Linked DNA regions of Mus musculus: region 1 is linked to region 2. The links are chromatin contacts, found by Hi-C in ENCODE. All regions are on one chromosome and are shown on one strand. Each heading gives the region's core, a stretch centred on a gene start or an enhancer-like site at or near the end of the contact. The rest is flanking DNA. Distances are from core to core; before and after follow the strand shown.

The links. Hi-C counts contacts between places; a loop is a spot of excess contacts on that map.
Region 1: a loop to region 2 is called in a map of T-helper 17 cell, with 4 times the contacts of the local background. The contact joins the promoter of Tes here to the promoter of Mdfic in region 2. A Hi-C loop is called at or near these places in 3 of 37 maps with a recorded cell type or tissue (T-helper 17 cell and regulatory T cell).

Annotation. Positions count from the first base shown.
Region 1 is chr6:17,063,127-17,069,673 of GRCm38, forward strand. It overlaps Tes (testis derived transcript), which reads left to right and starts at 2,023. Exons shown (of 7, transcript NM_207176.3): 1 at 2,023-2,187. The coding sequence starts at 2,161. Gm15473 (predicted gene 15473) reads right to left here and starts at 2,461. Exons shown (of 2, transcript NR_167659.1): 1 at 1,466-2,461.
Region 2 is chr6:15,718,597-15,725,475 of GRCm38, forward strand. It overlaps Mdfic (MyoD family inhibitor domain containing), which reads left to right and starts at 2,065. Exons shown (of 5, transcript NM_175088.5): 1 at 2,065-2,367; 2 at 2,591-2,768. The coding sequence starts at 2,675.

The sequences.
Region 1 (6,547 bases), core at 773-3,272, 1.3 Mb after region 2:
CCAGAGATGATGACACCAGAAATGCCTGCATCTGTCTACTCATCTATCATTGACTCCAGTCATCAAACTGGGCAAGTTCTAGCTCCTGACACCTCTGCTGTCTAACACTTAACCACTTGATAAAAGATTTCAGTCCAGTTCTCCTAACATTGATCTACCCTGTTTCAATTTCTATAAATTATCCACAAATGGTTGGCAATAATCTATAATCGGCAAGATGGAAACTCCAGTTAGAAACCACTGAATTCCAATATTGGGAAGGCTTGCAAGGAAGAAAAGGAGGAAGACAAAAATTGATGGAAAAACAAAACAAAACACACAAAAACCCAAACACTAACACTTCCATATCATTTTTCTTGGTGTCATCTCTTCTCTTTCACAAACAAAGGGCCCCAGGCTTATGTCACAACATTTGCTTTATGGCTATTTTAGACAGATTTCCGGGACATCTCTCTGTTAAGCTTTCTGGAAAAGCAGAAATGTTACCAGATCTCATCAGAGTGCATTAACACCCACACTGGGCAGACTCTGTAGACCCAAGTCTGTGGGGTGATTTGGGAAAATGCCTTAGAATACTTTATTCCAATTTAATGTAAAGCAAAAACTATAACAAGCTATTTTGATCATTGTTAGCTGGATACTGAAAACATACACATGTTAAACCAATGCTCTGTTAAGCAGTATTAACAAGTTATCAAGTACAACAGTATATAAAGTGTTGGCTAAAGTGTATTTTGAAGTGCTTTAGTTACCAAATGTCCAGACGTAAAATGAAACATCTCGACCCAAGTATCTGCATTATATGGAGATTTTATTTTTAATATCACGTGCATATAGAGGAAAACATATATACATATGCATATGTAGACGCTGGACTAGGAGATCACCAGATACCTAGCCATCAACAATTTCTATGTAGTAGGAACTGAATAAAATTACTTCGGGCTAGAGAGATGGTTCTGTTGTTAAAAGCTCCTGCTGCTCTTGCAGAGGACTTGATTTCAGTTCCCATCCCCCAAGGCAGGGGCCTCACGGCGGCCTGGAACTCCAACCTCAGAAGATTCTACTTATTCTGGGCTCTAAGTGAACCTGCTCTCAAAAGTAGGCATGCTCACACATAGATGCATAATTAACTCACACCCCCTGTCCCCCCAATTTACTGGGACTCAAGCTCTGTTCCCAATATGTTGTATCTGAGAGGTGCCTGTACTTCGGGGCCTACAGATCCTTGCAAGATGTATGAAGTAAATTAATCCCTAGGGTCCTCCACGCCCCAACAATCCAAGATGAGGTTCTTTCCGCAATAGCTATTGAAAGAAAAGATAGAATGGGTTCTTGGTGGCCCAGGCTTCTGTGAGACCGCAGTTTGAAACTAGACTTCACGAGAAGCAAGAGCAGCTCGCCTTTTTCCCACTTAGTAGGTCCAAAAAGGGAACCCTGTTTCCCAAACAAGGACACCACTTACTTCTGCAGTAGTTGCTGTGAGCCTCCCGTTGCTTTTTAGTGTTGAGTGCTCACAAAACAATATAGTGGTAGTCTTGATGGGCATCAACGATGTGAGAGAAGCTTCCTTGGAAGTGCACAGGACTCTAGAGAAAGCATTGGAGAAATGGACATCTCCACCATTCAATAGTGAAACCAGGGCCCGTGCTCATCTCTGGGATGCCCAAGGAGCTCCATGACTTCTTTTTGTCTCTGAAATCAGCCAAGAAGTTGGTACTGGGAGGGTCACTCACTCCTCTTGGCCTGCTTGAAAAGTCCTCGGACACACAAGTACAACTACCGAAATGTAAAGGTATGGGTCTGCTCTTCAGCTGGAGGAAAGGATGGCCCCACAGAAGTCCAGTGGGTGCAAGGCTTTGAAGAAACTAAGTCGGTGCGCCCAGGGAACTCCGCAGGGCCCCGCCCCTCGCGGCCCCGCCCCTCACCTTGCTAGCGGCACGCTCTGGCTGCGAAGGTGCGTGCGGCGCGCGCTGATTGGCCGCTACCCGGCACTGCCCCGCTGCCATTGGCTGCCAGGGCCTCTTTGTTCCAGGTCCCAGCCGCTGCCGAACCGGGCTGCGGAAGTTCGAGTGCCCATGCTGAGTAGCAGCGGCAGCGGCGCCGGAGTTCCCGCAGCGGAGATCGCGGACGCGGGACTGAGCCCCTCCGACGCCCAGTATGGACCTGGAAACCAAAATGAAGAAGGTGAGTGGGGCGGGCGACGGGCGTGGTCGCCTCACCTGAGCGCGGGAGCTGGTCCGGGTTCCGGGACCAGACCCGGTGGGTGCGGCTGGAGGATGACTCCCCGGACCCCGATCCCTTGGGTGACTGTCGCTGCGGAGCGGGACCCTGCAACTCGCTGTCTCTGCGCCTGAAACTTTTCGGAAAACCTTTCGGCCACGCCTTCCCCCAAGCCCTGGGCGAAGTCTTAGGCGAGGTGGTGGCTGACACCGCTTCCTGCCTGGGGAAGCAGCGCTCTGGGGAGCCTGTGTGATTCAGTGATGTGGCTTTGACATCCTCCTCCCCTGCAGTCTGGCTGCCCCAGGCGCTCTAAAGTGGCTGCTGACTGGTGACACTTCCTTCACACCCGCGCCTGCTGATAACTTCTGAAGTGATGACTTTTGGGGGATGTGTATGTGTTTCACTTATGGCTTGAGTGCCAAAACACTGTCTCCTTCTTGCGGAGTTAATTCTCAAAAGAAAATGCCGTTTGGCAGCCAGGCACAAACAGCGGTCATTGCAGGTGCTCAGCGGCCCCGCCTGCGGAGCACCCTCCTGGCTGCTCCTGGTGTCCAGGCTATAAAGGCCCTACCTGAGGAGCTCCGAGATTAGGTCTCTCAGGTCGCCTGGGAGAAAGAGGTGGGGACCAGACTATGACTCAAAAGAATGCTGACGTCACATTCTATTGTAACTTTCGACCTTAAAGGTCTTGTTCTCGGGAATTGCGCCTGTTTTCTTTCAAGTGAATTTAAGTTAGTTGGTCATTTTTCAAATAAGGAAGGAAGTTGTGCACAGTAAGAAAGCCAAGTTGAGGAAACTTTCTTCTGCGGCTTTGCAGTTGCAGGTTCATCTTCTAAAAGGGAATTTCTATTTTGTGCCAGAATTGAAGGTTTCAAATCGTATGCAAATATATGGTATGAGGTTTAGGAAGCTGTTGATAAATAAAAATTTGAACCTAGGAAACAGTTCCTTGGTCTCTTCTGATTAAAATCAACACTCAGAAGGGAAGGGAAGAACAGGAAATAGAAGATTCTTTCTAGTCTCTTCCTGTTTGATATTTATTCTTTTAACGTGTGTTTTGGTTACCTGTGCTTGCCACTTAGAAAGCAGCGGATGTGCTGTGTAGTCTTCTGTTGATGAACACACACTGAACTTACTGAGTTTTTATATAAGAACGTCTTTAGGTGTTTGTCCCAAATGATAGGTTGTCTTTGTTTGGAAATGCTGTCCTTGAAGGGAGGGAAGGATGAATAAGCAAATGAGAGGATTGTTAAGGTAATGACGCTATTATGCAGGATACTATCTTGGTGGATATATCTTACTCATACCTTTGTCAAACGGCACAGAATGTAGGATAACAAAAGTGAACTGTAGTGAGGAACCTGAACTTGGGAAACAGCGATAAGCCGCTGTGTCTCTTAAATGACCGCCTCCGAACCCTGGTGTTGTAGATCGTGAGGGGGCCAGGCTGGACATGTGTTGTCAAAGACCATGGGGGAAGCTTCATGCCTCTGCTCAGCTTTGCTGTGAACCTAAAAACCTTTTTTTTAAGTTCTCTAATCAAAACAAAACACAATCTTTGAGACAAGAGACAATAATTTTCAGAAAAAAGTCCAAACTTAAGAATTTCGAGGTTTCGAGCTGGGCGTGGTGGCACACGCCTTTAGTCCCAGCACTGGGGGGGTGGGGGGGTGGGGGGGGCAGAGGCAGGCAGATTTCTGAGTTCGAGGCCAGCCTGGTCTACAAAGTGAGTTCCAGGACAGCCAGGGCTATACAGAGAAACCCTGTCTCAAACAACAACAACAACAACAACAACAAAGAATTACATGGTTTACAAGGGTTTAAAAAAAATGTGCAGATATTTACAAGCAGTTTTCTGAAGTCTTGTTTATAATGAATAAATCCTTTCAAATGTGGCATAGCAGTCCCTTACACCTTTACTTTAAAAGGATATCTTTTTCAACCAAGTGCCTTTACCGTATCTGTAAGCTTGTAGCTTTCCATCCCACCTCAAGAAAAGAAAGATTTCAGAAATTTAAAGAACATGCAATACTGTTAATAAATGCTTATTTTATGACACTGTCACGTCTGGTGATTCTCAGAAGGGTCCTCTATCAGTAAATGATTAAGAAACCCAACAGCGACACATCTGACACCAGTCATGTTCTTCATTTACCTTCCTAAGCTATTTTTTCAGTGGGTTGTATAAGAAGTTCCCTAGTACTTCCCTAGTAGTGTGAAGACTCTGGGAGCACATTAAACCATAATCTCAAAAGAAATATGTATTTAGGGATTGCTTTACTTCTAAGTTGCTCTCTAACACACTTAAAGAAATATTCCAAGACTTTCTGACTCACCTCCAAGGCTTTTTCCCCTGGATTTCGAATCTGAATTGTTTCAGAGTCTTCTCAAGGACTCAAGAAAAGCCATGATTTGAATGTACAGTTGACAGCAAAGGCAGTGTGGAGATGGGAATATAGATGCATTTAAATAAAAATCAGTTTGACTTGTAGCTTGGGATATGCGGTATTTCCCCCTTCCAAAGCCCTTACATTGTATTGTTGATTTCAGAAGGACTTTTTCCCAGGCAGATGGAAAATATTATTTATTTTCCATTAACATGTCCTGTGAAAAGAATGAAAGAGGTCAGTCTTTACCTTCCAGTGGCCTATGTGGGCTTTACTATTGTAAGAGTGTTTGGTTGATAAAGGGAGAGGTTTCTCCATGAACTTGCCCTTGCCTTGATTTGCAGTTACACACCATTGTCGCCCTTGTCACAGGCACACTGGGTTTCATAATTGCTGTTTTTCTGGATTTTGTTTTGTTTGAGGTAAGTGAGCTGTTGCTAGGATGTGGAAGCTAGTTTGTCTACACAGAGTTTTGTTTCAACCATATTTTAGAGAAGAATTTGACTTTTATGTTCCTACCGGATCCTTTGAAGCACTCAGATGGACCCTGTCCCTGTGTCTTGCATCCCTTTTACTTTGTGTAAGTAAAAAATCTGCATCTGATTGCAGAAATAAACAATGACCGAGAGGTAGAAGCAGCCTCATTTTTGTGGTGAGTGGGAAATCATGGCCCATCAACAGCTGCTTTCCCTCAGAGCTGCTCTCTCTGAGAAAATCAAATTTACTCTTCAAAATATACCGGGAGAAAGACTCCAGTGACTTCCATTATACTGCTGCGAATTGCTGCAGGGCTTTCGTTTTAATGTATTAGTTTAAGAATCTATGCTAACATCTTACGTATTTTTCTTGAACTTCTTGGTTTCTTTCACTTTACTTAGGAAGAATGAGATGCATCTTAAACAGGTCCCTCTCTGCCATTCAGATTTGTTTAAAAACCCTACATTATTACCCCAGAATGGATAGGAAGTCCAAGTGAGTGGCCTTGGAAAAGCTTCAAAACTACCGAGATTATTGCATTAGATAGAGAAAGAGCCTTTTCTTATAGGTAGTCCCTTAATTAAGTGGGGAAACAAAAACAAAACAAAACAAAACAAAACAAAACACCAAAGCAAGTAGTGGAAATCTGGGTCCTCATATCTAGTTAGCATCTCGGCATGAATCCTTCCTTGATGTAGAAACTGTTGATGCAAAAAAACTACAACTCTCATCTTGGAAAAAAGAAAAAGAAAGGAAGAAAGAAGGGAGGGAGGGAGGGTTGGTTTATTCTGAAGCCATTTTGAGTGACCAGGACCCAGGAACACAGATTTAAGTTACTTTGCATTCCACGTTCTAACGTGGAGGCAATTTCATGACATCTTCTAATGTTATAGAACAAACAAGTCATGACTCAAGGCAAATTTAAAATATGTCAGAGATGCAGTCGCATCAAGATGGGGGGGGGGGGGTTCCTGTAGGCCCCAGATGCAAGATGCTATCTGATGACATTCTTAAGCTTTTGAGGCTCTGTGAGATAATGGTCTTCTAAGTTAGTAGATTCCAAAAGGCTTCAGTCTATTTATTAGGTGTCAGATCACACTCAGATGGGCTGGGAATGGCTGTTCCAGAGGGCTAGGACTAGCCCAAGATAAGGTAATTAGCTCCTGTGCCTGCGTTCTGCCTCGTCCAATCTCCCCGTAGTACTACAGTTCCAATCAGTCAGTCACTCTGCAAACACAGCTTGTCGCCGAGAGTTTTGGTTCACAACACACTGGAAACACACTTTCTTCAAGAGTCACTGATGCGCCCTGGAGGGAAGGGGGGGCTTCGCTTTAGAGGCAGACGCTTTGATTCAGAAACTACAGAAGAAAGGAAAGGAGCTCCTAGCTAACTCCCGGTTTCTTTTCCTGTTGCTGTGGTAAACTACCCTGACAGAAATAACTGAAGGAGATAGCTCAAGA
Region 2 (6,879 bases), core at 815-3,314:
ATGTCATGTGTAAAAGTGAAATATGGTGTGCAATTCGATGAAAAAACATTTATTGGGGGAGATGGCTCTGTGGGAGAATGGCTTGTGTGCAAGCCTGAGAAGGTGTGTTGGGAGAGATAGAAGTGTAGCCTTATAATTCTGGTGTTCCTACAGGGAGATGGGTGTTAGAGACATGTAAATAGCTGTAAATTCAGAAGTCTGCATGCTATCCTGGTGTGTGTAGCTAGGGACAATAAGGGCACCCTGTTCAAACAAGGTGAAAGGTAAGGACTGGAGGCCATCCTCTGACCTCCACAAGGGTACCATGTGCTTGTGACAGAATGAACAAACTGAACAAGGAGATAAACAGTAAGGGGACAAAGAAGAACTTTGCAGAACTTTCTCACTGACTCTTGTAAGCAAAGGCTGTGCTTTGTAGAGCACAAGTTTCCTGTGTGTTCTTTAATGCTGACAAGCCTTCCCCACAACTGACCTGGTCCCAAGAGGTAGGTGTTGGTATTCTGTCTGGACTCCACCCCCACAGTTACCTGGCATTAGCCAGGTAGGCCTGACCCACTATAAAAGGGGCTGATTGTCTCCTCCTCCCTCTCTTGTGCTCTTGCCTCTCTTGCTCATTGCTCCCTTGCTCCCCCACCCCCATTCCTTTCCCCTCTCTCTCCATGTGGTCTCTACTTCTCTACTCTCTCCTTCTCTCTGCCTTTCTCTGCCTCTACTATTCTCTTAACTCCCCTCCCCCTGCCCTGAATAAACTCTATTCTATACTATACAGTCCTGTGACTGGTCCCTCAGGAAGAAGGGATGGCTTGACATGGGCCCCACCAAGACACCCCCTTCCCCACACCCCACCAGCTAGAACATATCTTTATAGCTCTTTCTCTTTTTATGATCACAACAGTAGGTTCTATGTAGTCCAGACTCTTGACACGTTCTTAAGAGACTTAAGGCACTTTTTACAATGTCATCTATGAATCTACAAATTTTATTTAAAAACGGGGCCATATCTATTAGCTATAGGTCACCGAGAAAAATGCCATTTTCTATGGAATCCAAATACCTGCCTTCAGAACCTTTGAAGATTGATTTCTCGGAGTAGTTGAAATCAAGTTCTTGTTTCTTTAGAGGTAAGAAATAGACCTTTTCCGTCAGTTGAAAAGAACTTGAATGGTCACTTTTTGAAGATAAACATTCCTGATGTATTATTAGTAATGATGGGGGTGAGTGAGAAGGAGAAACCATTAAGTTTCTTCAGTTTTGATATGCACCTCCACTGAACTCTGCATTTCACTCAAACAAAGAACAAAAATTAACCAGATGTATAAAAGTTCTTAACAGCCCGTTACACTTGCTCTTGGCCCTTTAGAGTCTGCCACAGTCAGAACATTTCATTTAAAAAGCCACCGACAATGAACCTTTTACGTCTGAGCACAGTTTAGCTTCCCGCAGACGTCACACGGTCAGAGAGGCACTCAGCCTGGGGTAGGACAGATGTGCTCAAGAATGTTCACCTTGCACTCCTGGGTGGCTCTGTGCAACTGGTTTAACCAGATCAGGAATCCTGTCTGACAGAAGTAAAGTAATAAAAAAGAAAAAGATGAAGAGATTAGACAAGTACTTGGGACCTGTGAACAAGGTTTTAAATACACATTTATGTCTTCATAGTACCAGGAAAGTCAGTGTGTGTGTTTGAACACACATGTACATTCATCACACACACACACACACACACACACACACACACACACACACACACACACCCTTCCCTGTTTTCAAAGGTCGCTTCCCTGGGGCATTCCTCAAGATTATTTAATAGTCTATCGAAGGGCAGGATTGAAAGTGGTTTGAGGGGGACTTTCCCAGAAAGGTTGAAGATGTTTGAGCTGCCAAGGTTAGCTCCCTCCCTGTTTTCCCTAACCTTGGTGGGCCTGGGCTAGGGAGCCTGCATCTGGCCTGTCCAGCTCTGGCCTCCTGACCCAGACAGCTCCCTCGCAAGGGAGCTCAGGGCCAAACCTAGGTCGCGCCGCCCCCAACCTCGGGGCTGTCTGCCAAGAGTTCGAGGCCACCCCAATCCGGATATGATGAAAGGGAGCCACAGAGAGAGAAGTGTTTGAAGAGTGTAGGAGTGGCAGCGCGAGGGTGAAAGAGACGCACAAGTGGATCCTAAAGTCCTTCCCGGAGGAGAGGGGCTGCCCGGAGGGAAGGGACGGAGTGCGCGGAGTCAGCGCGGGCGGCTGCCACTGTCGCTGCCACTCCCGGGGCCGGAGGGACGTGGTCAGGCTGCCAGGGCGTGATGGGGCCGCGGCCAGAGCCTCGCTGACTACCGGTGGCGGGAGGAAGGGACCCGGAACAGCCCACGGGGGGGATGCCAAGGTAGGTGGAGGTCCCTTAGGTCGCTCTGCCGCCGAGTCCCCGCGCGTCCCCTCCCAGCGCGCGCGTCCCGTTCGCAGCGTCCCCCCAGGCTGCTTTCAAATCCTAACTTCCCTGGGGTGGAGTTGGAGGAGGGACGCGGAGGGGGAGGGAATGGCCCAGGCATTGCGGCGTGCTGTGCTCTAAAAACAGTTGATCCTGCTGTCCCTTTTGCTTTTCCCGCCAGAGGCAGGCCGTTTCCTGCACCCAGCACCTAAGCAGCTGGGGTCCGTGCACCCCGCGGGGACGGCTCTGGCTCGGAGCGTGGCCCATGTCCTGCGCGGGTGAAGCCCTCGCTCCCGGGCCCGCGGAGCAGCAGTGCCCGGTCGAGGCGGGCGGCGGCCGGCTGGGCTCCCCGGCCCACGGTGAGTAACAAGTACTTGCGAGTTGCGAGTTTCTGGGACGTGCTTGCACACTTAGGGATGGGTGGTGGTGGTGGTGGGAGTGGGGAACTGCGAGGATGGGCTTCAACTTCGGAATTGTGAACTTTTGCACACTTATGTTACTTAAACAAGTCTGCCAGAGGATCACTGCCCCAGATCAACAACCGGATAGGAGGGCGGGATCCCTGGCCCCTCTATTCCCTTTTCTTGCTAGAAACTGGTTGACTAGATGGCTTCTACCTTCTGCCTAAGCACTTCTTGGCCTGGGACTCAGGAGGGGTGTGAAGTCTCCAACCCTTGTCTAGTACTCTTAAGTTCTTATGTTCTTTTCTCATGCAGGGCAGTCTCTGCTCTCTGAGCTAGCGTGGGCTCTCCTCATCTTTCTGGTTCTTGTGGGGTACTCTGACCCCCAGGTTAAGCATCCAGGTTTCTGAGACCAGTTTCTTTTGGAATGGCTCGTGCATATGTTTTCAATAACGTTTGTTTTGGAATAAACACGTTCCAAGAATGAATTAACTCTTTTGAGTTCTTCCAAAGGGAAAACAAAATCGTTTGCTTCTGGGAAGCTTCCATAACCACATTTTAAAATTCTTTGAAGGTAATAGACTTCAGGTGCTCTTTGGTGGCAGAACCAGACTCTCACCATTTCTCTTCCCTTTTCCAGTAAGGACAATTCCAATGAGGACAGTTCTGACTGGCAGACACCAGATAACTTTCCAGCTCTCCAAAACTCTTGATTTTAAGCATGTCTAAAATCTTGTCTCCCAGTACCCAAATATATACTGCCTTAAGTTTCTTTCTTCTCTTTTTAATTCGGGGGGTGGGGGGTGGGGAGGGGGGGGAGGAAAGGAGTTGCTGTTCTAACCAGAGTAGATAGTAGCAGAAAACATCCAAGCGTAAATTGAAATGTTATGTTTATCATTTCGATTTAGAAGAGTGACTCATTTCTTTTCCTAAACAGAGAGAATCCAAGTGATTAGCTGTAGAGAAGAACCAGATTGATAAACACGTTTTCTCAGAAGCAGCCCGTCTTACACACACTGCATTGTCAACATTGTCATCTCCCTGCCATTAGCCATGCCCGCCCACCCTCCACAGTCATAGCCACTCGTCGATAGGCTCTTTATACTCCCACTTCAGTCATTAATCACTCCTGGTAAACAATGCTTACGCCAAAAATCAACTGCAAACACTCCAGGTAAAACTATTGGGCCGGGTGTGGTTGTGCACGCCTTTAATCCCAGCACTTGGGAGGCAGAGGCAGGCGGATTTCTGAGTTCGAGGCCAGCCTGGTCTACAAAGTGAGTTCCAGGACAGCCAGGGCTATACAGAGAAACCCTGTCTCGAAAAACCAAAAAAAAAAAAAAAAAAAAAAAAAAAAAAAACCAAAAAAAAAAAAATTGGATTTGGAAATAGCCAATACGCACAAAATCTAGTGTTAACGCTAGGGATGGTTAAAATCTCCTGGAAGAACTTGTCATGGTACCTCCTGTGTACAAAGCTGCTTGGTGTCAGGTGATCTGCGCACAAGGAGGAAGACATCTCAAAGGGCCTGAGGTTAACGCTAGCTGCATACAACGTGTATATCTCTCTATGGAAAACCAATGTCCTCTTGCAATTGAACATTGCCTTCCTCCAATAGTCCCACCTGCTCACCCTATCGCTGGGAAACAAAACATAGTGTCTGAGCATAGTAGGACACTAGTGTTCAGTTAATCAAAGTTTAGTTTTAAAATTCTACACACTAAATTAAGTAAGGAAAATATAACATTTAAGGGACATTTACAGAAGATATTTGCAAAAGAAAAAAAAGGAATGTGAGATATGTCTTCTGCCGTGTTAAACACACTTATTATATGTGCACCTAATATATGTAAAAGCACATTTAGTATGTTGTGATGAACTATTCACTATGTTAACCCAAGGTGTAATTCTTAAAAATTGGAAGTAATCTTAGGGATTTTTAAAATCTAGTTTGAACCTCCTAATCAGATTCTGGGCTCCTTTCTAGAACCTGGAATGTGGGGTTGAGAAACGTAACATGATAGCCTGCTGCATTTTCAACACTGAGTTTGCAAGGTTTTCTTTACTGAAAGGACAGTCCTGGACGCGGACCTTTCCGCTGTGCTTCTGTGAACTTTTCTGTTGCTTTGAAAGCATAGATATTATAGTACTAATATCTACAATGCTGTTACAGAGTAAGGTGCTTGCATGCTACATGCAATAAATGGGGACCAGGAAAGTGACAGGCAAGGTATCTGTGGGATTCAGTGTCCAGGAAAGGAAGTGGGCCAGGCGATAACACGACTTAGTTCTAGTTAAGTACTGTCATGTGGGTTCATGTCTTCTGATGTCCTAAGGGATACTAGATGCATATGTGTATTGTTCCATCATTTTATAGTAACAAATTGAGTCAGTTTGTGTGTGTGTGTGTGTGTGTGTGTGTGTGTGTGTGTGTGTGTGTGTATGTGTATGTTTGTTTATTTTCCCCTGTGGCAAAGAACCTACCACATCTGGAGGTTGGATCTGACCTCTGGGCTTCTGATTTGTTGTCTCTGCTTTTGCAAACAGAACGTAAATGAGTTTTAAATGATTTTCCTGTTTATAACCAACATCTGAAATATTGAGTTATGCTCTCATGCAAAATTCCTGTAGAAATACCTTGGTAGGTGAAAGGCCATTTGGGCCTCACTTGTTCTCATAAGAAAATGGGTTTGTAGATATGATTCCTTGCGTTGTCCTTTCCTTTCCTTTTGGATTAAGCATTTGGATGCTCTTTCTGCTGTCATGCAGTACTGTAAACGAGAGTCTTTTCTCTAAGAGCTACGTTCAGAAGTTTGTGATTTATATATAGTGGAATCTTTAGAAATATTTTATTCCAATTGGTTATATTTTTAGATGAGGGGAAGGACTCCCAAAGAATTTTAAGTGGCTTGCTCAATACAGCAATTGCCCCACATACATCGACAAACAAGAAATCAGGTGGAGCACAAATAGTAAAATGTACGCCATAATGATGAATGCTGTTACAGTAGTGAATCAGTGCTACCTTGTCACATGGGGAGAAGCACTGAAGTTAATAGGCTCTGGGTAGTGTAAATCACTGCAGCCTGTTTCCATCCCAACCCCCACCCAGTGCACTTGCCAAGGCGAACACTGTTGGACTCAGTGCTGGTATATACTTTAATGTGATAATGTGTGATTTAATGTACTCCTGTCTCTAGGGAGAGTCCTCTGAGACTATTAGGCGGACTTTTCATAGCAGGATGCAAAATGCCAGTGAAGTTAATTAAAAATAATCTAAAATAGAAGTGAGGGAGAGGCTCTTCAAGTTTAAACTGCTTAAGAGGAGCTCTGTCTTAGAAGCTTAGCTGAGTTGTCAGGAGTTTATAGAGCTAATCAGATTTCCTTTTGGGGAAGCCTGTTTGTTTCAATGTATATACTGTAAGCTTTACATATCTGAATTTCTTCACTTTTGTCATGCTGTTTTATCTCTTTTAAAGATGGCATTTCTCAAAATTTATTATCTATGGACAGCTTCTGTCATTGGTTCTAAACCGGAGAAGATTTTTGGCCCCAGGAAGGTTTTTGACTACATCTGGAGACATGTTAGGTGGTCCCAACATGGCAGGGTATGTCACCAACATTTGTCGAGCAGAGGGCAGGGATACTGCTCAGCGCCCTGAAGGGTACATGATAGCACAGTCTCAAAATAATAAATAGCCTGGCCCCAAAAGACAGTACCACTTAGACAGAAAAAAACCTTCTGTCCTCATTTCTTTGGCACCAACAGGAACTCATCCTTACTAAGGTAAATAATAAGATTCTGTGGGCTGAAAATCAGGGAATCTACATCTGCACAAGTTCCAGGGGTACTTGATTCTGTCTAAGGTTCATTAATTTAGAGCCTTTATCCACAAAACATACCCATTTAATTGACTTTTAAATAGAGAGTAGTCCTTTCTTTTTATGCTGGGAGGGGGAAGGGAGTCAGAGAGCAACAGAGACTCTTCAAAAGCCATAAAAACAACTCTAAATTTTATTAGCCTATGAAAACTCTCTACTGATGGCCCCCTCCAATTTTGGTTTTATA